6 separate regions of the Homo sapiens genome follow, and all the other regions are linked to region 5. The links are chromatin loops, found by intact Hi-C in ENCODE. Cell type or tissue: heart right ventricle. All regions are shown on one strand.

The links. A loop is a pair of places that touch in the nucleus more often than their neighbours do. Peaks named below come from ENCODE experiments on the same cell type or tissue, not always from the same donor. Only the 100,000 strongest peaks of a DNase experiment are listed, where the experiment ranks them.
Region 1: a loop joins it to region 5, with 7 times the contacts of the local background. A loop is called at or near these places in 7 of 110 quality-filtered maps.
Region 2: it touches region 5 in a loop (2.8-fold over the local background); 45 of 110 quality-filtered maps call a loop at or near these places.
Region 3: a loop joins it to region 5, with 5 times the contacts of the local background. A loop is called at or near these places in 38 of 110 quality-filtered maps.
Region 4: a loop joins it to region 5, with 4 times the contacts of the local background. A loop is called at or near these places in 97 of 110 quality-filtered maps.
Region 6: it touches region 5 in a loop (6-fold over the local background); 85 of 110 quality-filtered maps call a loop at or near these places.

The regions. Positions count from the first base shown.
Region 1 is chr15:73,239,490-73,243,489 of GRCh38, forward strand. All of the region lies in intron 8 of NEO1 (neogenin 1), which reads left to right. Among named protein-coding and RNA genes, the nearest start is that of MIR12135, 58 kb to the right of the region's middle. In heart right ventricle, a CTCF peak has its summit at 1,572 (motif pointing right); a DNase peak (open chromatin) is centred at 1,582.
Region 2 is chr15:73,293,263-73,297,262 of GRCh38, forward strand. It overlaps NEO1 (neogenin 1), which reads left to right. Exons shown (of 29, transcript NM_002499.4): 26 at 128-286. Among named protein-coding and RNA genes, the nearest start is that of MIR12135, 4.6 kb to the right of the region's middle. In heart right ventricle, no CTCF peak of the experiment used is centred here; no DNase peak of the experiment used is centred here.
Region 3 is chr15:73,304,329-73,308,328 of GRCh38, forward strand. It overlaps NEO1 (neogenin 1), which reads left to right. Exons shown (of 29, transcript NM_002499.4): 29 at 1-877. Among named protein-coding and RNA genes, the nearest start is that of MIR12135, 6.4 kb to the left of the region's middle. In heart right ventricle, a CTCF peak has its summit at 1,778; a DNase peak (open chromatin) is centred at 1,793.
Region 4 is chr15:73,559,089-73,563,088 of GRCh38, forward strand. REC114 (REC114 meiotic recombination protein) reads left to right here. Exons shown (of 6, transcript NM_001042367.2): 6 at 664-925. The coding sequence ends at 828. It overlaps NPTN (neuroplastin), which reads right to left. Exons shown (of 9, transcript NM_012428.4): 8 at 2,808-2,882; 9 at 926-1,960. The coding sequence ends at 2,822. Among named protein-coding and RNA genes, the nearest start is that of NPTN-IT1, 8.5 kb to the right of the region's middle. In heart right ventricle, a CTCF peak has its summit at 1,606 (motif pointing right); no DNase peak of the experiment used is centred here.
Region 5 is chr15:73,634,805-73,638,804 of GRCh38, forward strand. LOC105370891 (a long non-coding RNA gene) reads left to right here and starts at 1,613. Exons shown (of 3, transcript XR_932451.3): 1 at 1,613-1,933. In heart right ventricle, CTCF peaks have their summits at 1,825 (motif pointing left) and 2,040; a DNase peak (open chromatin) is centred at 1,827.
Region 6 is chr15:73,698,060-73,702,059 of GRCh38, forward strand. CD276 (CD276 molecule) reads left to right here. Exons shown (of 10, transcript NM_001024736.2): 2 at 1,527-1,659. The coding sequence starts at 1,581. Among named protein-coding and RNA genes, the nearest start is that of CD276, 16 kb to the left of the region's middle. RefSeq lists a silencer at 2,346-2,395 and an enhancer at 3,947-4,000. In heart right ventricle, a CTCF peak has its summit at 2,386 (motif pointing left); a DNase peak (open chromatin) is centred at 2,372.

The DNA of each region.
Region 1 (4,000 bases), 400 kb before region 5:
TAACAACGCTTCAGTCAGACAGACTGCGTATACAATGGTGATCCCATAAGATTATACCACTGTCTTTTTACTGTACCTTTTCTGTGTTTAGACACATAGACACTTGCCATTGTGTTCGCATTGCCTACAGCGTTCAGTACAGTAACATGCTGTGCAGGTTCGTAGCCTAGAAGCAATAGGCTATCCCATACAGCCTAGGTGTGTGGGATATACACCTAGCTATACCATCGAGGTTTGCATAAGTGCATTCTGTGATGTTCACACGATGAAATCACGTGATGCATTTGTCAGAACATATCCCTGTTGTTAAGCAGTGCATGACTGTATGTATACCCGTAAGTATGGTGGCAGCAGTTTTTTTTAAATGACCTGTCTGTATATTTTGATGTGTATGTAAATGCCTAAAGCAGTGATCCTCAACCAGGGACAGTTTTGCCCCCTCATCCCTCGGGATATTTGGCAATGCCTGGTACAGCGTCAGTAAGTACCAGTAGAGGTACTTACTGACATCTAGTGGATAGAGGCCAGGGATGCTGATGAACATCCTGCCATGCACAGGACAGTCCCACAACAAAGAATTATCCTGCCCAATGTCTCAGTAGTGCCAAGGTTGAGAAACCCTGGCATGGAGACTGTCTGGTGAGATATGCGTCAATATGTGCCACAGTCAGCTCTCAGGGCAGGACAGGTTTTGACAAAAGAGAATTGAGACTTATTTTTTTTTAACTGTGTGTACTTTTATATTTAAATGTTTTCAATGAGACACACTTATTTAAATTTTATGATAGATTGTGGGTTGGAGTAAGCAGGAATGATTAGTAAATTAATTTGTAGTTGGAAGAGATACAGAAGTTGAGTTGGCAGGGGCAGGTGGGCATGACTAGTGTATGTAAAGGAAGAGGAAGTGCAAGGTAAGGCCATCTGTGTGTATGCTGTGAGAAGGATGCAAAGGCAAGAAAGCTGGCCAAACTGGCCCAGAGCTTTTGGCAGAAATTAGTAAGAGATTAGAATAAAGTGGACGTTTGGAGCCAGATGCTGGAATGCCAGTGAGAATTTGGACATAATCAGATAAGAAGGGACCATTTTTGACTGTTAAGAAAGTTGTACACTGTGATTTTATTAAACAGTACTTTGGGAACACTACCCAAGATTAAAGGAGAGAAAAAATAGAGTCAGGGAGACAAAATTGGGTAGTAATTATGTTAGCCTAGATACGTGCTAGTCGTCGGCTTGGATGAAGATGAAAGCAGCGACTTGAAGTGGATAGGACAAATTTGGGAAATATTTAAAAGGAAGATTTTGGGAGACCATAATAGTTTTTTGTTGCTTCATTACTTTATGATTTCTGAATAGAGGCAATGAAGGAGAAGTTAATTTTTTTAAGTCGTAAGACTATATCCTGGCTAATTGTTACATAAACAAAACTTTCTTATTAATCTTATCGGCTTAAATTTTCTCATCTAAAAAACAAAAGTAATATATTTACTTCACAGACGTGTGGTAAGAATTCAATGTGAGAATGTATGCCACTACCTGCATTTACAAATTCACCCACTTCCTGCATTTGAAAATTCAGCCACCAGGTGGCACCATATGCCTTGGTCATGAGCTGTAATTCTTATGGGTACCTGAGTTGCCAGAGATTTCAGAGGGTCCTTCCTCTCTGCCTTTTCAGCTATGAAAATTTCATCTTTCTTAAAAAAGCAGTACTTTTCTATATTAACCATTAAGTGGGAAGTGGAAAGTAAGGTATTTCTGCTATTCATAGCACTTTAAAGTTGGATTGAAGCCTTAGAGATCTGTTAGTCTAGTCAAGGGGTTAGCAAACCATGGACCCTGTGCCAAATTGGAGCAATTATTTATTTTTATGGCCCCGGAGCTAAGAATAGTTTTTACATTTTTAAATAGTTACATTTGAAATGTTACATAGGTAACTATATAATATCCTCCATTTTGCCTCTTGGCCTATAAATATTTACTACCAGGCCCTTTAAGAAAAAGTTTGCCCACCCTGTCTCATTTTTTCGTTTAATACATAAAGAAAGTGAGGCCCAGAAAGCATTAGTGACTTTTCCTCACAAGCTAGTAGCATTGCCAGAACTAGAATTGCATCTCCTAACTTCCAGCCCAGTGCTTTCTTTCTATAAAGTGTGCCCTTTTCTTTCCCTTTTGATTCTTAGCTTTCACATTCTAACCTGAGTCCCACTGTAACCCCACACACTTAAGAGAATTGTTGTTTCAAATGCTCCTTGAATCTTATCCCAAAACCAAGGGTGGTTTTTCTGCACAGTAACTTGTTTCTGGGACCTCAGACCAATAGTGTCAGATCACCTATGACTGATTTTTTTTAATGGTAATGCTTCTATAGAAATTTGATGTGGGTATTAGTAACCTTCACTTATTTCTCCCATTTTTTCCCTTTCACATAGAAGCAAACAAAAAATATATATATGATATTAGTATACAAGATTTACATATCAGAAGGCAGATTTTCGTTTATTCATTCAATGTATGTTTGGGATGCAGCTTCCCTGTATGAGCATTCTGCTACGTGCTTCTGTCGTACACGAACATGAATGAGACAGTCTTTTACTTCAGTTTGAAGTAAAATAGTCCCCCTCCTGTGTCTTTCTAGAAGAAAACTTGTTTCAACTTTCCTGTGTGGGGTGAACAAAAGAGACCTGATCTGTACTCTCTCAGAGAGCCTTTAGTTTAGTGTAAAATACAATACAGTTGACTCCCCAGAACTTAACCACTAGTAGCCTACTGTTGACTGGAAGCCTTGCCAATAACATCAACAGTCTGTTAGTACATATTTTTATGTTATATGTATTATATACGGTATTCTTGCAGTAAAGTAAGCTAGAGAAAAAATGTTATTAAAAAAATCATAAGGGACCAGGTGTGGTGGTTCATGCCTATAGTCTCAGCACTTTGGGAGGCTGAGGCGGGTGGATCGCCTGAGGCCAGGAGTTTGAGACCAGCCTGGCCAACATGGCAAAACTTTGTCTCTACTAAAAATACAAAAATTAGCCGGGCGTGGTGGTGTGCACCTGTAGTCCCAGCTACGTACTGGAGGCCAGGGCACAAGAATCCCTTGGACCCAGGAGGTGGAGGCTTCAGTGAGCCAAGATCACACCAGAGCACTCCAGCCTGGGTGACAGAGTGAGACCCTGTCTCAAAACAAACAAACAAAAAAATCTTAAGAGAAACTATTTATTGTACATTAAGTGAAAGTAGATGATCCTAAAGGTCTTCACCTTCAGGTTGAGTAGACTGAAAAGGAGGAAGAAGAAGAAAAGGGGTTGGTCTTATTGTCTCAGGAGTAGCAGAGGCAGAAGAGGTGGAGGAAATGGAAGCAGGGCAGGAAAGGCAGGCGCACTCGGTGTAACTTCTGTTGAAAAATATCCGCTTATACGTGGACCTACACAGTTCAAACCTGTCTTGTTCAAGCATCAGCTGTACTTCCCTTTAAGACAGGGATCATCCATGATCAGACCAAGTGTCAGAAACCTTAAATTGTAAGAAATCAGTTGATCCTTCCTTATAAATCCTGTGATTGAGAGATTTAGCCGAAGAGAAAATAGTATTAGGTATCTCAAGTATCTCTGAAAAATAATTTTTGTTACTACAGTATTCTTTTCCAGGGGACCTAGCTGATTATAGAGAAAAAATCCTCTGTAAATATTGTGTGGGTACTATTGTTGGATTTTTTAATTAAAATAAAGTAACTTAAAAGAACTATAGAAAATTACCAAAAAGCACTTCTCTGCAGTGCAAATGCTCACAATCAGACAAATTGGCATATGGTCATGTAGACCTACACAAATTTTAATCTGCAATTTGAAGGCAAATTATCAGTATTTTAAAGTAAGAATTTTAATTCAATAAATTAGAATAATTTCTTCAATGGAGTAGTTTGAGGCTCTTTAATTACTTTCTCAAGACAGGTATAGCTGTTTCCTCACATGAATGACAGTTCCTAAAAGCCAACTGTTTG
Region 2 (4,000 bases), 340 kb before region 5:
CCAAAAAACCAAGGGAGTGTTTGGATTGTATGGGAGGTGGGAAGGGGGTGACTTTGCTCTTAAACTGTGATTTGTGTGTGTTTGTGCAAGCATGTTAAGCATTTCTCTGTCTTGTGTTCATTCACAGCTGTGATTAGTGCCCATCCCATCCATTCCCTCGATAACCCTCACCATCATTTCCACTCCAGCAGCCTCGCTTCTCCAGCTCGCAGTCATCTCTACCACCCGGGCAGCCCATGGCCCATTGGCACATCCATGTCCCTTTCAGACAGGGCCAATTCCACAGGTGAGAGATGAGGATCAAGCCCAGATGGAAACCATTCCAAAAGAGTCGGCAAGCAGAAATGGGGAAGGACTTGCCCTACTTAGAAGAGGGATTTGGAATTTTTCTGTTTTATTTAACTTAGCATAACATTTCTGTGACTGACTCAAATTTGTTTCTGTAAAATTCACCCCATATTTCTACTTAAGTTTTAAACATTCAGTGCAAGGTTTTCTTTTAGTAAAAACAGTATCTCTAATCACATAAGCATCCCTTGTTCCATAAACTTGCACTTTAACTCAGTCTTTTTTCCAATTTCTTTCTTTTAATCCTCTAGTTTGAAAGGAAAACTCATCCTGGGTGATTTCAGACACTAGTGGTTGCCTTTGCCTGGCAGTCACTGTAACATTGGGTAGGTCCAAAGGTTAACTGTTACATACAGGTTACTTCCACCGTGGACCAAAGTGCAAACAACATCCAAGGAGCAGTGGGGCCACCAGCCACGAGGAGTTGTGTGTATTGTAAACCACAGGGTGCCTGATGTAAACCTCAGGATTATTAAAATTAGGAAGCGATGCACAGGAATAGATCCTCTCTGAAGAAACAGAAAATTACCTCTGAAGTGTATTTAAAGAAATACGTTGCTAGACAAACATGTCCCCAGTTTGGAAATCTTAGGAAACCGCATTATCAAACAGTTTTAAGGAGGAAAGAAATAGTGAAGGTGTGAGGACAGTAAGCGGCATAAATATTCTTCATTAATTGAAAATTAATTTTCATCCTCAGTTTTAAACGGCAAGCCTAGTAACTTCCCATATATTCAACATATTATTTTTCCACCATTTGAAACTTGCCTATTAATAGTTATTATGTTACTGATAGAACTGAGTTTTGCTGGTCTGGGGAATAAGGGAATTTCAAGTGAGTTCCATTTTAAAAGAACCTCAAAACTTTATGCTGGAAATTTGGGTTTCCAGTAATATCCCCATTCTTTTAAGTTTTTTGTTTTTCTTTGGTTTCTTTGTTTGTTTTTGAGACAGAGCCTCAGTCTGTTGCCCAGGCTGGAGTGCAGTGGTGCGATCTCGGCTCACTGTAACCTCCACCTCCTGGGTTCAAGCGATTCTCCTGCCTCAGCCTCCCAAGTAGCTGGGATTACAGGCACACACCACCACACCCAGCTGATTTTTGTATTCTTAGTAGAGACAGGGTTTCCCCATGTTGGCCAGGCTGGTCTCAAACTCCTGACCTCAAGTGATCCGCCTGCATTGGCCTCCCAAAGTGCTGAAATTACAGGCGTGAGCTACCGCGCCCGGTCCCCATTCTTTCAAGTTTTCATCAATCATAAACATACCCAAAACATCAAATGAAGCTTTATTAAGGGGTGCCTAATAATTTCCAACATTAGCTACTCCCAAAGCTATTACCTGATTTGGAGAATGCTGCTTGAACTCACATCTAAATTTGGCCTTCCAGGCTGAGCAGTGTGGCTCATGCCTGTAATTCTAGCACTTTGGGTGGCTGAGGCAGGAGGATCGCTTGAGCCCATGAGTTTGTGACCAGCCTGGGCAACAAGGCAAGATCCCGTCTCTACTAAATATTAAATATATATATATATATATGTAAAAATTTGGCCTTTCTACTATCTCCCTCCAAATCCCAATTTGGAGTTCTGCATTTAGGAAAGACGGTTTCCAAGATGGACAGTTACTCCAGCCAGCTGCATGGAGAGCCAAAGTCTGCCTTACAGACATAGTCTCAAATAGAACAGAGGACCAGAAAGCAGCCTCCACACCTGCTCTTAGAAAGGAGGTTTTGTGCCCAACCCTGTTTCTCCATCTTTAAGGCCAAGGAATCTCACATGCTAGGATGTGGTCCTGCCTGAGTGGATGGCAGGCACCTTCCAATCAAATCAGCCCCTTCCTCCTTCCTCCTGGGTTTGGGGATTGGAGAGAAGCATGGCAGCTCCTACCCAGCCCTCTCCCTTGTGATCTAGTATTGGTAAGCATTCCCTGCTCTACGGACCTAGGCAGAAAGTGAAGAGAGGGGGAAAGAATAATTTGCATTACTGAGAGAGGCCATGCTTTGATGACTAGTTGGATAATAGAAGGTAAAACTAAAGTGATAGACTTACTGAAGACTGATTTGAAATATAGAGCAAGTATCCAGAAATGATCAAAGTTCTTTTTCACGATTGTACTTTGCTAAGCTCCTGTGTCTCTGGAGCTCAGAGTGTTGCCACAGCTTGGTATATATGGGCTAAGCAGGGCCAGTCTCTGCTCTAAGGAGCATTCACTATGTCACCACCACTTGACATTGGAAAAGCACTTTCCTCTTGTCCAATCACTTGGCCAGTGTGAACTCTGTGTGTCTTAACTCTTTAAGAGGCAAGTCAGTCAGGAAGTAGCCCCCTTGCCAAAGCAGGAATTTTACTTACAGCATGGATTCTAAGCAGGCCAGTGATTTTGCACACTGTCAGGGAGCACCCTTCATGATAAAAGCAACGTGCCTGGGGCCCCCGGAGTTGTGCAAGGCAGCCCTGGTCTGTGGTAGCAGGCCTGGGTGCTGACTCATGTAGGCAACCCCATTTTCCTTTTTCACCTTTTGCGCCATCTCTTTGGCCCTCAGAAGCTTATATATCCAGTTACAGACCGTTGAGGCAGTCAGGAGAGGCCGGTTTGCCCAGAGCTGACCTAACATATCTGTCAGTACAGGCTGACATGGCCTGGACATGAGTCTACTGTTCTCTCTCCTCCTCCCTGCTACCCTTCCTAGCCAGCTCCTACCCTGCCCAGCTTCTCCCTGGCCCAGGATCACAGAGGGGGACCACCAGCTCCCCCGCCGTGGGGATGGCTAGCTTGAGCAAGCCTAAGAAGATCCTCAGCACACCCCTTTAAGGGGTGAGGAGTGACCTAAGCCTGGTAGGGCCAACATAGTTAGGCACACTTGGGAGGGTGTACGAGTCCCTCATCCATGGACCCAAGATCAGAGGTGCCACTCGTGACTGGTGTGGCCTGACTTCTCAGAGCCCAAGGGCACAGATTCACTGCTACTTCAGCAACAAAGGCAGGGAAATGTGTTGGATTTCTGCAGATTGCTCATGCTTTACAGTATCCCCATCTGCGGGGATACATTCCAAGACCCTCCCCCTCCCCCCGCAGTGGAGGCCTGAAGTCGCATATAGTACTGAACCCTTTATATCTGTTTTCTCCATCTGATAACCGAGACAGCTACTAAGTGACTCAAGGGCAGGTAGTGTACGCAGTCTGGATAGGCTGGACTAAGGGATGAGGCACATCCCCAGTGGAATGGCGTAAGATTTCATCATGCTACTCAGAACGGTGCAAAATGTAAAACTTATGAATTATTTATTTCTGGAATTTTTCATTTAAATTTTTGGACAGCAGTTGGCCACAGATAATTGAAATCATTGAAAGCAAAAGCATGGATAAGGGGGACTACTGTACTTGTTAAGGTTGAGGACTCCAGAAGTCAGAAGAGGCCTTCAGGCCACCTGGTACAGTCCATTGCCCTGAGCTGTGTCCCCATCCCTCTCCTCACAGGTGGGGAAGCTGGTCACCAGCTCATGCTGTTGGAAGGGTCTTCCTTATGTGGTCTCCCCGGGCCTTGGTGCTGCTTCTGCCCCACAGGGTGGGGGCAAGTGGTAGTCTGGGTGTGGAAAGGTGTGTGGTGGTCCAGAGCATGTGTGTGGAAGTCGGAAGGCAGGGATTCAGATTCCAC
Region 3 (4,000 bases), 330 kb before region 5:
CCCCTACTCCCCAACAGATCCCCAGAAGACAGCGTGGAAGGCAGTGTAGACAGTAAATCGGGCTTCAGTTCTATAGCCAAGAAGAGATCAGCTGCTGAAACCACCAGTGGGTACCCCAGGCCACCTGCCTTTGAACTTGGGGATTTGCCATGTTTGATCTTGTCACATACTTGCTTTTTTACAAGATGAACTCTTTGTATTTATGATTTGGGGGGCAATGAAAGGTGCAATGCAGGAACTGCTGCTGCCGAGCTCGCTGGTCACATGGGGGTGCCAGGCGGGATTCTGGAAAACCAGTGCACTTAAACTGATCCTGAAGAGAGCTGTCCCAGCACTCTGGCCACCAGGAGGGCCAGATTCCCCAGAAACTACCTTTTGCCCAAAGAACATGCTCAGTATTTGGGGCATTTCCTCCCACAAACCCTGACTGCTTCTGTTACCTCAGGGCCTTGGTACCTGGATACTGCCACAGAATTGGGGCGGGTGGGGGAGGGGCCTATTTTTAAATAAAATAACTGTTCAAAGTTGGGGGTTTTTTAAAAAATTAAGAAAAAGGAAAGCTATTCTGTATTGCACCTTTTCACAATTTAATACATTTTCTTACATTTTCCTGTGATTTTCGAAACTAAACCATTGTGTGTCCTGTAGTGTCCTGGTTGAGCTGCCGCTCAGCAGCTTCCTCGGGGGGATTTGGAACACCTGTGTCTGTCGCCGCACTGCCTGTGGGAGGGGCCCAGAGGGCTGCTGGGACTGGCGTCTGTACACACTTGTTTGGCCTTTTCTGTAGTTGATGCTGTAAACTCTATGGCTTTTTAAAAACGATTTCATGTTTTTATTTAGTATTGGAAATCCAATACACTTTTTTAATCCAATCAAACTCTGGTCTGGTCAAAGAGTTATTTTCCTTTGTCCTTAAAAAAAAAAAATAACAACAACTTTGGGGCCCCCTGCTTCCCAGCCTCTAACTGACTTCACGGTTGCCTTCACAACTGTAAAGCCAGTAGTCTATGAGGAGACTCAGGGAAGGGTGGCAGGTGAGCCAGGAGGCTGCAGGAGGTGTTTGGACCGTCCACCAGTACCAAAAATGAGTCTTGTCCCTGTTCCCATCCCCCTGTTGCTGCCCTGCAGGGACTGAGCAGCCTGAGGAATCAGAGGGGGCCCCTGGCAGCCGTCCCTGAATGGAGTGCAGGCCATGTCCCTGCCGCGGCAGCGCATTCTGTTAGGGCAGACTGACTGTCCACGTGGGGCCTGGCCTCCCCACTCCCAGCCCCACCACTCATAGGGACCTGAAGCTGGAGCAGATGTCTCCTGGGATGCCCGCTTGCCCCAGGCTGCCTCACCTTACTGTGTTCACTGTGTAAGATTCCTCGTGGTGTCCCAGAGTCTGGGCCAGGGAATAGGGGACCTCAGCAGCCAGAGGCCTGAGCTTGCAATAATAGAATGAGGGCTAAACACAGAGCACAGTGTCCTCACTGCTCCCTTTGCCCCACTGTTCATCTGCTCTGTGGCTAGAGTGTACTTTAGGAAGCCCAAATCCCGTCCTTCCCATTAGCCACACTCCACTGGGCTCAGGATGAAGTCCATGCTCCCATAGCTGCAGGTTGGTGCTTGTCTGCCACAGCCTCCAGGTCCAGACTAATGTTGCCTTGTGTACCAGGGGTGTGGCCACAGAAAGCTACCAGTGAGGCCATTCTCAGTCTGCCTGGAGTGTCCTCTTTACTGCCATTCTGTCTTAAGTGCCGGGCGTCTGCTGCTACTATCCCTCCTGTGCGTCCCTAGGTGGAGCTCTTGGCACATATTACCATGATTTGTTTGAGTCTTTTCCTGGGCCCTGTGGGCTCAGTGGGGACAAGATTATTTCTCACTCCTTTCTGAATGTCTAATGCCAGGGGCAGTTTCTGACAATAGCAGATGCTTGTCTCTTGGATGGATAGACAAACAGTCACGAGGACTCATGCCCTGGAGCGTGCTGAAAGGCTTCACACACGCGCACAAGAAGCCCCCTCCTGGCAGGGATCCTAGTAGGTCCCCAGTGTTCTGGTGCTAGAACACTCCCATTTCAGCAGCCATGGCCGTTTGGCCTCCTGGGGTAAACGTGAAAGATGAAAGATGACAGTCATGAGAAACGATGCTGGACTGGGCCCAGTGGCTCACGCCTGTAATCCCAGCACTTTGGGAGGCAGAGGCAGGCGGATCACCTGAGATCAGGAGTTCTTGACCAGCCTGGCCAACATAGTGAAACTCTGTCTCTACTAAAAATACAAAAATTAGCCAGGCATGGTGGCGGGCGCCTATAATCCCAGCTACTTGGGAGGCTGAGGCAGGAGAATCGTTTGAACCTGGGAGACGGACGTTGCAGTGAGCAGAGACCATGCCATTGCACTCCAGCCTGGGCAAGAGTGAAACTCCATCTCAAAAAAAAAAAAAAAAAAGAAAAAGAAACAATGGTGCTGCCTCATGACCAACTTCAAGCTGGGAACTAACACAAGAATATCTTGCAGATTTGTTCTAAGATGAGCATATGGACAAGGGTGTATACGAAGAAGAAACACCTCTTCCCCTACCCCATTCCTGCCCCATCCATCAACCTCTCCCAATTGCAGCCACCTTCCTGCCAGAAGTGGGGAGAACCATCAGGAGAGACTGGAGACAAGCAATAAGCAAGCCATCAAATTGATGATGACAGGGCCATGGGCAGGGATTGGAGAACCAGGGAGCCAAGAGGAACCACTGCTAACCACAGACAGAACCCCAGACAGCAGGTACCCGATTCTTAACCTAGGGTTCCCAGCTACCAAAGGAGGGAGTTCACCAGGGGTGCAGGAGGAAGAGGTAGGAGACAGTAGTTGAGAGAAAATAATACTTGTTTTTAATAATCTTGTAAATGTACATAATGTTGGAAAAGTGCTACTTAAAACTACCACTACCCTCTAAGCATGGTGGATGATATTCATCTCAAGACACCCTTTTCCTCAATTAGGAACTTGGTTTGTAAAATGAAAGGGACCTAAAGCTGAGCTCCAAAAGGTTGGTGGGAGTACCTGCTGCACTATAGCACAAGAATAATTCGGGATTTCCTGAAATAATTAGGGGTGGAGGGGACACGCAACCGGTATAATCAACAAGATGGTGCAAGAATGAGGGGCTCTGTGGGAAAGCACCCCAGTGGGAACTGGCTGGCCTCAAGGTGTTCAAAGACCTTTCTTAAATGGGAAGATCTTTTTGTTTGTTTGTTTGTTTTGTTGTTTTTGAGTCAGAGTCTCACTCTGTCACCCAGGCTGGAGTGCAATGGCGTGATCTCGGCTCACTGCAACCTCCGATTCCCAGGTTCAAGCGATTCTCCAGCCTCAGCCTCCAGAGTAGCTGGGACTACAGGCACCCGCCACCATGCCCAGCTAATTTTTGTATTTTTTAGTAGAGACAGGGTTTCACCATATTGAACAGGCTGGTCTCGAACTCCTGACCTCGTGATCCACCTGCCTCGGCCTCCCAAAATTCTGGGATTACAAGCGTGGACCACCGCGCCCGGCCAAATGAGAAGATCTTGCCCTATTTGCACTTCTATGGAGTGAACCCCCTCCAGCTCCCCAAATCTCATGTAACATCTGCTGTGTGCACATGGCCTTGAATGTGTTACTGGACACTCCCCCAGTGAAGAAAACAGCATCTGGGCCAACATGGCGGTGGGCAGGCCATGAGTCTGGCATGGCACGGGTGACCCATGAATGGAATTGGTTCGCTAGAAGCAGGAGCTGAGGGCCAGAAGTGACCATAAGAATCTAAACCTGAGAACTCTCAGAAGTCCAGGGGGCAAAGGGGGACACAGGTCAAGAAATGTGGGTTCCAATCAGCCTAATCCAGATTTTAAGAGGCAGACTGACCTCAGCTTGTGTCTGAGTTGCCATCAGTTTACAATTTCTCCCTCCTCGGGGTCCTGGAGCAAAGCCTCATCACCCTGTTACTAGGTGTCAGCCCCTTGCTAATGGGGTCTGCCTTCTGT
Region 4 (4,000 bases), 76 kb before region 5:
AGGCAAAACTATATGGAGAAGAGATCAGTAGTTATTAAGGGTTAAGGGTTTGACGGTAATGGTTAGCACAAGGGTCACATAAAGGAATTTTTTTGGGAAGTGAAAGAAATGTTCTGTATTTTGATTGTGGTGACAGTTACACGACTATTTGTCAAAACTCACAGATGGCCAGAAAAAGATGCGTGTGAACTAATGTCCTTTGGGAGTCTGTGGCCTCTTTCTTACATTCAGAATGCAGCTAGCACATAGTAGGCTGCTCACATCCACTCTGCCACCTATGCTGTGGCGAAGATGAACTGAGCTAGTGGAGCTCATTCATTGATAGCATTGATAGGTTTGTTTTCAATCCACAGGTTATCAGCACAGTATTCTTCATTAAAGTAGAATCTCAACTTTGCAAACATTTCATCAGTACATTTGAAATTCTTTCCTTAGGGCAACAAGATTATCTCACATGCTATGTGTATTCAGAATACATATTAATATACAAAATTGTAAATGTAACAGTAAAACTATGTAAAGGAAGCCTGTAAAGCTAATTAACACTAATTTTTTTGGTGTGTATTTCGCTAATCTTTCCTTAAAGCACTATTTGCCTGTGTTCTATTAGCCAGGTATTGCTTTTACCTGTAATCTGTAACGACTTTTCTGGTATCCCTGCAGACTCTTCTGGCATCGGAGGAGCTGCCCCATGTCTATGAACAATCTGCATGGGGTGCAGAAGAGTTAGGCCCCTTCCTACGTTTGTGCCTTATGGATCAGAATTTCCCAGCATTTGTGGAAGAGGTAGAAAAGGAACTGAAAAAGCTGGCGGGTTTGAGAAATTAATGCTCTATATACATATATAACTAAGGAACTTCAAAGTATTGAAAAATGCTTCCTCCTAAAATTAAAGAAGATATTAGAATAAAGAGTATTATCCAAACACCTTTTATCAATGTTTTATTTTTAAAAACAGGTGAATCCACTTTTTTATACATCATTGCACTTCAATAATTACACAAAACACACAAGTACATGCATCTACAATTACGCACCGCATGAGAACCGTTAGGTTATAAAATCTATCATCAACCAGTAAATCAATGTGAAAAAATACAGTGTCAAACCAAAAAGTATAACTATAGTTGCATAGAATATTACCATGCTATAACATTTCAAGGTCATTGGAAACAAAAGAAAAATTATAAAAGTTTGCCTTGATTGAATGAATGTACAAGAATAAGGTTCAACACATCAGTGCAAAAGGATTTATGAATTTACATGACTTAACAGAAGAAAAGATAATCACTTAAAAAGCAATCATACGTATATACTGCAATTCATTATACCCATTCAGTGGACTGTTCCAGCTTATTAAAGTCACAGGTTAAGCCCTTAAAATTATAGATTTCAGTTTATATTACTCATCTTTATGTACCAGAACTGCACAATTTCCTCATCTGACAACATACAATAAGGAATGAATATCAGCAGCTTAAAAATGAAACAAGCATTTACTTTATTTTGGATTTCTCCCACCCCCAAAAATATAAATATATATATATATATATTTATATACTGTATATATCTGTAGGTTTTGCTGTACTTTACAAAAGTGTATCACTAGATGGCAGCAGTGCATTTTAGAGCTTTGCCAATTTAACAGCTGCATTAAGTAAAAAATGGCGCATGCATGATCTGATCCTCAGAGGACCTTTTCACTTCTATTTAAATATTTTAACAAAGGAAAAAAAAAAGCAACATTCACAGCACATCAAGCCCAAAATAGTTTACACCTTCTACACTGAAGCATTGTTTAAAATGTACCTGGCTAGATCACCCTTACAGGAGAGGCTAAATAAGGCATGCTTTAGACAGTCATTGTGGTGTTGCTCACTTGAAAGGGGAGAGAACCAAAGAGGTCCAAGCAGAAAATTTTAGCAGGTCATGTTGCCACCAGTTTCAGGAACCTAAAGATCTGTAAAGAAATATGTATTTGGAAATTATAAAGGGATTATGCACTGTCACTCACAACTACACCGTGTGCCACACAAAACTTTGGTTCAAACAGCACGCTCAGGGATGTGGTGTGAAATTCTGATCTCCATATGCCTAACAAGATGACATTCTGGCCCTGCTGCTACCTGGCCATTCTTGTCTTGCCCCCAGACGTGAGGTAAGACTAGTAGGCCTCTGGGAATAAGCCACCTAAGAAGGTGACAATTTTCACCTCTTTGTAAAGATATAATAGTAGTGAAAAGTGTTGATTTTAAAATATGTCTTCTGAAATGGCATTTATATAAACATGTGACACAATGCACCTGATGGCGGGGCACACTGGCTCATGCCTGTAATCCCAGCACTTCTGGGAGGCTGAGGCAGGCGGATCACTTGAGGTCAGGAGTTCAAGACCACCCTGGCCAACATGATGAAACCCCGTCTCTACTAAAAATACAAAATTTAGCTGGGCATGGTGGTGGGCAGCTGTAATCCCAGCTACTTAGGAGGCTGGGGCAGGAGAATTGCTTGAACCCGGGAGGCGGAGGTTGCAGTGAGCCGAGATCACACCACTGCACTCCAGCTTGGGCAATAGAGTGAGACTCCATCTTAAAAAATCCAAACAACAACAAAAAACAACGCAGCTGAAAAATGTTCCTTTCCAGTCCCTAAACTGGGCAGACAGAACTGGCTTCATCAGTATCAGCTGCTCTGAAATGAACTAAAATATCTTATAACACCAATTACTGAAGAATTTGTAACAAGGTCAATAGAGGCACATTCATTTGAATATAATTTTTAAGACTGCTACAGAAGGCCATACTTACATTGTAAGCAGTACTTAATTTGTGTTTCTCTGGCGCAAGTTTTTATCTTTGTGATTGTTGGTAGAGTTGGTTTTCCTTTGGAGGAAAAATTGCATTACATGAGTTAAACTCAGTCAATAACTTTTCAAAGTATAACACATGGAAATACAGGGACTCTTTCACTTACTGCCATCCCTGGTGTAGTGAGAAATTTTGTGGCACAATATGAGTGCATAAAAAAACATTCCTTAAGTAGCTACAGGTTAAGTATCCCTCATCTGAAATGCTTGGGATCAGAAATGTTTCAGATTTTGAATTTTTTTAGATTTTGGAATATCTGCATTATACTTACCAGTTCAGCATCCCTAATCTGAAAATCCAAAATTCAAAATGCTCCAATGAGCATTTCCTTTGAGCCTCATGTGAGCACACAAAAAAAACTTCAGATTTTGGAGCATTTCAGATTATGGATTTTGGTAGTAGGTAGACTCAACCTGTATATACCTCATTTTATCCTCCTTTTGACCCCCAAGGCAGACGAGTACTTTCCCTTCGAATCCGGAACTATAATTACGATACAGGTGAGAATATGTAAAACTTTTCTCCACTGAACACAACACCACTGTCCCTTCTTGATAAAAGGTAATCATAAGCTGGCAGTGCTGGGCCCTCTGGTACTTAACAAATTTGGGTGCTGTTTGTCTGCTTCTCACTCTTTAGTCCAACTCTAGGAGATTCTGCCGATCTTAGATTGATTCCATACCTGCAGTACCCTCTCTCTTGGATACGAGCAATTGTTAATGGGGCTAGACAGTTTATCCAGGCTATAGTTCAGCCTCAAATTGCATTACATGAGTTAAACTCGGTCAGTAACAACTTTTGAAAGTATAACACATGGAAATACAGGGACCCTTTTACTACCATCCCTGGTGTAGTGAGAAATTTTGTGGCACAATATGAGTGCATAAAAAAACATTCCTTAAGTAGCTACAGGTTGAGTATTCCTCATCTGAAATGCTTGGGATCAGAAACGTTTTAACATTGACAAAACCGGGAGCCTCAGATATACTGGCCATTTCCCCCACATTTTAAGTATATCAAATACACAAAATTTGAAAAAAAAAAAAGTTTTTTGCATGGTATTCCACTTTGTATGGCCACTGGAAAACAAGACTGCATAACCTATCCTGAGAATCAAGTGGTTTTTAGTCAGA
Region 5 (4,000 bases):
GATGCAACCATTCTGCCTCATTATAGCTGTAACAAATGTGGCTCTTTGATCCTTACAACAAGAGATTCTTACAAAATGATCATGGTCTTTTTGTGGATAGGGAAGCTGAAGCCAAAGGAGGACACGAACGGCTCCAGCTCTCAGAATGTTTGTATTAATCATTAATGCCAACAATCTGGTTTGCTTGTTAATAGACTCATGGTAGAAGTGCATTTTCTTGTCCCCTTGAAGTCGGGAGTGGCATTGGATGTGCTTGGGTCAGTGAAATGTGTAAAGTAACATGCATTGCTTCAAGCAGAAGCATTTCATTTCCAGTTTAGACTCTTTCCCATACTCTTTCGTCTTGGTAGTGATTACTGATCATGACGATGAAAGCATATATCAAAACGAACCTTGTGTCAGCATTAGTCCCTGAGTTAGCATAATAAGCTTAACCCCCCTGCTAACCCATACAGAACAGGTACCCTCTGTTGAATTAAACTGTGAGATTCAAGGGGTATTTGTTCCTGTGACATAACATAGACTGTTCCGGCTAATGGAAAGATGAAATTCAAGTCCACAACACCAACATTACCATCCAGGAGCTCTGTCATCTTAGGCAAATGACCTAATCTCTCTGGACCTTATTTTCTGTCAAATGGTGCTAATGATAGCACCTACCTTCCAAGATTATAGAAGGAATAAATGAGTAAATTTATGTGCAATGTTTAGAACAGTTTCTGGTGCATAGTAAACACTCATGTTGATGTTGATGCTGCTACTACAATTCTGACTCCAGCTTTGTATTCTTCTTCTTATCTCATGCTTGCAAAAAGTGATCTGGGAAGAACATTTTTAAGTATGGGTGTTACCAGTCAACTCTCAAAACCTGCAGTTATGAAAAAACCCTTTTACCCAGGGAGAAATGTCACCAAATTCCACATGATAGTAGCTGTACTTTGTCACTTTTCATCGAGAAAATACATAATAACTAAGACCTTTTAATAATTCTGTAATTTTTTTTTTGAGATGGAGTCTTGCTCTGTTGCCCAGGCTGGAGTGAAGTGGCGGGATCTCGGCTTACTGCAACCTCCGTCTCCCGGGGTCAAGAGATTCTTGTGCCTCGGCCTCCAAAGTAGCTGGGATTACAGGCATCCGCCAGCATGCCCAGCTAATTTTTGTATTTTTAGTAGAGACAAGAGTTTTGCCATGTTGGCCAGGCTGGTCTCAAACTCCTGACCTCAGGTGATCTGCCTGCCTCAGCCTCCCAAAGTGCTGGGATTACAGGCGTGAGTGAGCCACCATGCCTGGTCTAAGTCAGTAACTTCCTTTTTTTTTTTTTTTTTTTTTTTTTTTGAGACGGAGTCTCGCTCTGTCTCCCAGGCTGGAGTGCAGTGGCGCGATCTCGGCTCACTGCAAGCTCTGCCTCTCGGGTTCATGCCATTCTCCTACTTCACCCTCCCGAGTAGCTGAGACTACGGGCTCTTGCCACCACGCCCGGCTAATTTTTTATGTTTTTAGTAAAGACGGGGTTTCACTGTGTTAGCCAGGATGGTCTCGATTTCCTGACCTTGTGATCCACCTGCCTCGGCCTCCCAAAGTGCTGGGATTACAGGCGTGAGCCACCGCGCCCGGCCTAAGTCAGTAACTTCTTTAAAAGAATTTAGGAATTTGTATTTTTTTGTTGTTCAAGATTTACATACACTGTAAAAAAAAAAAATCTCTGCAAGTGTGTGTGGCTGTGCCAGAGGATGGCTGAGCTCTTTGCAATACCTTAGAAGAGCCCTAGGGGTCCTCAGAGCTCAAGCTGAGACACACTTACCTGGCCTCGAGGGACTGCTTGTAGTTAGGCTCTCCGTTGCTGATCGCGCCCCCTGGTGGAAAGGTCTGGAATACAGCATTCCCAACTGAAAGGCTTCGCGTGGTTTGGTTTGAACGTGATTCACTCAAGGATGTTAGTCAAAAGGCTTGTACTGTTCCTAGAGTTGACCTTGAACTTCCTAATGGTTTCCTCCCTCTTGTAAATATCTCTGCCCCTTTAAAGCTCTTGCTATTCAGATGACCACCCCACTCATCTTGATTGTTGTCATCCTCCGACCTCCCAGTCAATGTAATCTTTTCCCTGCCCCTTCCGATGCCTGCTGGCACCATCCTTGAACTTCATCCTTGGGTGAGTTCAACATCCATGTTCGTGACCTATTCAGTATCCTGATCTCTTAATCCTTTTACCTTCTCACGTCCAACAACTTTCTCCTCAATTAAACCAACACTTCTGAGCTCACACTGTCAACACTTTAATCACCCAAAAAGTACTTCATCTTTGAAATATGAAAATGTAATACCCCACTGTCCATTCACCAACACCTAGCCTTTCAGTTCCTTGTGCTAATACCCTATTTGCTGTAATTCTTCAACCTCACTGAGACCACTAATCTGCTAATACCACCAATTTGTCTTTATCCATTCTTCATTTCTTTCTTGGTCCAATTTAGAGCCCATGATTCATCATTATAATCATTCCCTTGCCCACCTCAACTTTCAACATACTTTCCTGGAAAAACCACGACCTGACTGAGCACTATAGTCTGAAGTAAGGTACCATGCCTGTACCTGAGCAGCTGAGTGTTGCCAGAGAAAAATCATACAAACCTTCTAAATGACTTCATTTTAAATTCATGATCTCAAACTTCAAAAGGATATTCAACACTACTCAGCAATCCTACTCTTTCATATGCGATAAGCATGAATTTGCAACTACAATGGTCACTTGCCAGAAATGCCTCATTTTTTTCTTTCTATAAATCAGATTTAATCTAGTCTGAGTACCTTTCTGCTGAGATGACAAGAAATTCAATGTTGGCTTTTATGAGCCTCCGTGACTACTTCCCAGGATAATATGAAATTCCTGGTGTTTTACACAGCCTAGGACATTCCTTTTTATTTGCTTTTTAGTTCACCATGGTGACTGCTGGTAGGAACATTGAGCAGATCCACGTGATTCCTTGAAGGTGAATGGCTCAGTGCTTCCCACCACTTCCCCCAGCAGCCTCACCCCACACCACATTCCCTTTCAGTTCTTTGTGATGGTTCTGCTTCATCTCACCTTGGGGGCCTTTGCATATTTTGTTCTCTTTGCCCCAAATACTGAACAACCCATCTTTTTTACCTGGTCTACTTCTCATCCTTTAGATCTCAGCTTCAACTCATCTCTCCTAATATGAAATTTTAAACCACAGTGAAGTGCCATTTCACATGCACATATTTAATTCAATAATTTTTAAATGCTGGGCACAGTGGCTCATGGCTGTAATCTCGGCACTTTGGGAGACCAAGGTGGGTGGATCAATTGAGGTCAGGAGTTCAAGACCAGCCTGGCCAACATGGCGAAACCCCGTCTCTACTTAAAATACAAAAATTAGCAGGGCATGGTGGCGCACATCTGTAATCCCAGCTACTCAGAAGGCTGAGACAGGAGACTTACTTGAACCCAGGAGGCGGAGGTTGCAGTGAGCCAAGATCACACCACTGCACTCTAGCTTGGGCGGCAGGATGACATTCTGTCTCAAAATAATAATAGCAATAATAATTTTTTTAAACCTGAAAATACCAAATATTGATAGGGATGTGGAGCAACAGGAACTCTCATACATTGCTAGTATGCAGATAAAAATGGCAAAATTACTTTGAAGAACTGCTGACAGTTTTCCATCAAGTTAAATACATATCTAATCTATGACCACCAATTCTACTCCCGAATCTCAGTGCCCAAGAGAAGTGAAATATATGTCTACAAAATGAATTGTACAAGAATGTTCATAGCAGCTTTATTCATAATAGCCAAAACAGGAAACAACCCAAATACTCATCAACAGATGAATGGATAAACAAACTGTGGACTAGTCATATGATAGAATACTACTCAGGAAAAATAAATAAGTAAATAAATTATTGACACACAACAACACGGATGAATCTCAGAAGAATGATACTGAGTGAAAGTGAGACAAAAAAAATGTATGTA
Region 6 (4,000 bases), 63 kb after region 5:
CTGGAGGGTGGCTGGGATTGGGAGCAGGGCTGGATTTAGGGATGTCTGCCCTTCTCATCCCCAGCTCAGGCCTGACCTGCAGCCACAGACTTGCCTCTTACTCAGTCCTGACTCCAGCCTTGAGGTCATCCCCAAGTCCTTGCCTCTTCCACTTCTGATCTGTCTTGGTCACTCAATACAGATGTGTTAAGCTAGCAAATGTTCTCTCTCTGCATTCCCACACTCATACACCTAGTCGCCTCCTAAAACTCTGTCCTAGAAGCTTCTTTGCAAATACTGCTGATTTCACACAAGCTATACTGAACCCTTCCATTTTCTCTGCCTCAGTGAATGCTCCACCCTGTCACTGAGGCTCAAAACCACGGCCAACCTGACTGCTCTTTCTCTCTACCCAAGTCCTCAGATACTGTCACTTTTACCCAGACATGCTTTGTCTCCTGTCTGGCCCTTCATTTATTCCACCACTATACCTTCCTACAGGGATGGCTATATTAGCCTCTTTTTTTATTTTTATTTTTTGAGATCGAGTCTGGCTCTGTCACCCAGTCTGGAGTGCAGTGGTGCAATCTTGGCTTACTGCAACCTCTGCCTCCTGGGTTCTAGCAATTCTCCTGCCTCACCCTCCCAAGTAGCTGGGATTACAGGTGCCCACCACCATGCCCAGCTAATTATTTGTATTTTTAGTAGAGATGGGGTTTCACCATGTTGTTCAAACCGGTCACAAACTCCTGACTTCAAGTGATTCGCCTGCCTCAGCCTCCCAAAGTGCTGGGATTACAGGCATGAGCCACTGCACTCAGCCTGAAATAGCCTCTTAACTGGCCTCTCCCTTGCCCTGATACAATCCAGTCTATGCTGAGGAGCTAGAGTGGGTTTTAAACATTGTTACCTAGATTATGTGTGATTAAAATGCTCCCCAGTGATTCCCATTACTCATAGAAAAACCCAAATTCCTCACTGGTCTCTCAAAGCCCTGCTTGATCTGGCTGAAACATACCCTCCCATCAGATAGCGGGTGGAGGTGCTGTCAGATTAATCTTCATGAAGCTCAGCTCTGACCGTGTATTTCCCTTATTCAGGAAGCTTCAGTGGCTCTCAACTGCCTTTAGGATACATTTCACACCTGTCAGCCCATCTCTAAGTCTGGCCCCCACAGGAGCTCCTGCTCTGCCCTACCAGCTACTGTCTGCCAAATTGATCTGCACACATCCTAGCCCCAGAGCAAGCCAACCTTGCCTTCACTTGCCGCCTTGCCTCCTCTTCCTTATATTTGGATACTAACATCTTAGCTGAAAGGGTGGATCCCAGCTGCCCCCTACCCCATCTTCCCTGTCAGGCCTCCCCAGGGACTCCCTGCCAAGCATCTGTCACCAAGATTCCTCAGCAGGGGGCCCGGTGGGATATGGGAATGAGGACCTCCCAGTGGGCAGTTGCAGCCTTCCCCACTCTGGTCCAGGAGAGATGAGGCAAGAGATGGTCTGGGGAGAACCTTTGGAGACAAAGGCCTTGCGTCCTCTTTCTCCCAGGCAGGGGCAGCCTTCCACCACGGGGAGCCCAGCTGTCAGCCGCCTCACAGGAAGATGCTGCGTCGGCGGGGCAGCCCTGGCATGGGTGTGCATGTGGGTGCAGCCCTGGGAGCACTGTGGTTCTGCCTCACAGGTGAGGGTAGCAGCATGGGGACGGGAGGGGAGGGACAGTGATTGTGGCAGTTGGGGAGGGGGTGCCCACGCCTGTTAGGGGTCCTGCCAAGCCAGCTCTGGCTAGCAGGGCCATACCTTACTTCCACCTGTGGGATCCAGTAGGCAACTCACGTTACTGTTCTTAGCCTCCATTTCCTTGTCTGTAAAATGGGAACATGAGTGCTAAATGAGATCGTGCTATTTCTTGAATACACTGTGTGCGCCCCCTCCCAGGACCTTTCCACTTGCTCTTTCCTCTGCCTGGAACTTTCTGCCCCTAAACGTCTGCATGACTGGATCCCATATTTTGTGGAGGTCTTTGCTCAATGTCACCTCCTCTCAAGGCTCTCCTAGCTCCCTTGTATAAAATAGCACACCTCCGCTCCTCCCTCCCTATCCCTGGCCTCCCTGCGTTATTCTGCCTAGATTCGCCCCCACCTGGCGTTTGCTTGCTTCCTCCCTGTTCAAAGAGCAGGGTCCATCTCAGGGCCAGAGCGGCTGTTGCATAGTAGGTGCCCAATAACTGTGTAGAATAAACGATGTGACTCTCCCCACACGGTGCTTGGCACACAGGAAGCACTCAATAATAATAGCTACTTTAATAACAATATCCTCATCACATTTCAAATTCTCATCAGCATCTCTGCTCTGAGACGGCTTCCTCCGTGGGGAAGACAAAGCTGAGGGTCTGGCGCCATCTTGTGGCCATAAAGAAGTGCCTGTCTCTACCCACGGCTGCTCTGATTTCTCTAGAGCAAGAAAGGGTTTTGTCTGGGTGACTTACCAGGTTTCATTCCCCCAAATGTCCCCTCCAAGGGGCACCCTGGTTCGACTGACAGGGCATGAGAACTGGCCTGGGGCACCAGGGGTTTCAGCAAGAGATCCAAGGCTAGCTTAAGAACTTTAGAGATCTCTAGGTACTGCAAAGATTATGATACTGAGTATGATTCACAATAAAAATAATAACCATAAAGTCAATGTTATTTTTCTAAATGCAGGAAACCTTTAATGAGTGCTGTATTCAATTAGCATTGTTTCAAGGTTGATCTTCCCACATTTTGAGTGTGCCTGCTTTGCTAGTGCTCGAAGCACACAATCTAACCATTACCGGAGAATGGTAGTGCCAGGGTGGGGGGGTTCGCTTCCCCTCCTCCCCTCCTCCTCCTCCTCTTTTTTTTTTTTTGAGATGGGGTCTTGCTCTGTTGCCAAGGATGGAGTGCAGTGGCGCGATCTCGGCTCACTGCAACCTCCACCTCCCAGGTTCAAGCAATTCTCCTGCCTCAGCCTCCTGAGTAGCTGGGATTACAGGTGTGTTCCACCACCCCTGGCTATTTTTTAGTAGAGGTGGGGTTTCACCATATCTGCTAGGCTGGTCTCGAACGCCTGACCTCAGGTGATCCACCTGCCTCGGCCTCCCATGCCGGGCCTTTTCCCCTCACTTCTGACTCATCAGCAAGTCCTGTTGATTCCCTCCTAAATAAACCTTGAATCTGATCCCTCTCTTCTTCTCTACTACCACCCTTTGAAGCCACACCACCCTCACCTCTTACAGGGACAGCTGAAACCGCCCCTAACTGGCCTCCCCCTTGCCCTGCCACAGTCCAGTCTCCACAGAGGAGCTAGAGTGAGTTTTAAGCATTGCTACTCAGATTATGCGTGATTAAAACACTCCCCAGTGATTCCCATTACTCATAGAAAAAGTTAGATTCCTCACTGGTCTCTTCAAGTCATCTTTGGTCTGGGTGGGACATGCCCTCCCATCAGATGTGTCTGCCACACTGGACGCTCCCCGATATTTTCACACAGCAAGGCCAGTCTTGCCTCAGGGCCTTCCACCTGCTGTTTCCTCTACGGGGTTCTCTGTATGTCAGCTCTTTTTCATTCCCTATAAATTTCAGCTTAATTGCTTTAAAGAGCATGTGCCTCACCACCATATTTAAAGGTACGGGTATTCTTTCTTGTATAAAAACAAATCGTGTTTCGTTAGGAAAAGAAAAAAAAAGAAAAAAAGAAAAAGCACTTGTGATTCTCTCTCCTCCAGAGAAACCACTATTGACATTTTTGGTGGATACTTTTTTGGACTCCCCAATTTATAACATTACTTACGCTCATGGGGAAATGCACATGGTGCAGGCAGGTGTAAAGTACCTGCCAGATTTTTGAAAAGCTGTTGCTTTACTTACTAACCTGCTGGCTCCTTTTCCTCACATACCTTAGTCACATGCTGACGAGAATCTGTGTGCCCATTTGTCTCTCTCTCCCATTAAAATGTAAGTTCTGTGGGGATGTGACCGTAGTATTGCTCTCTGTTGCATTTCTGA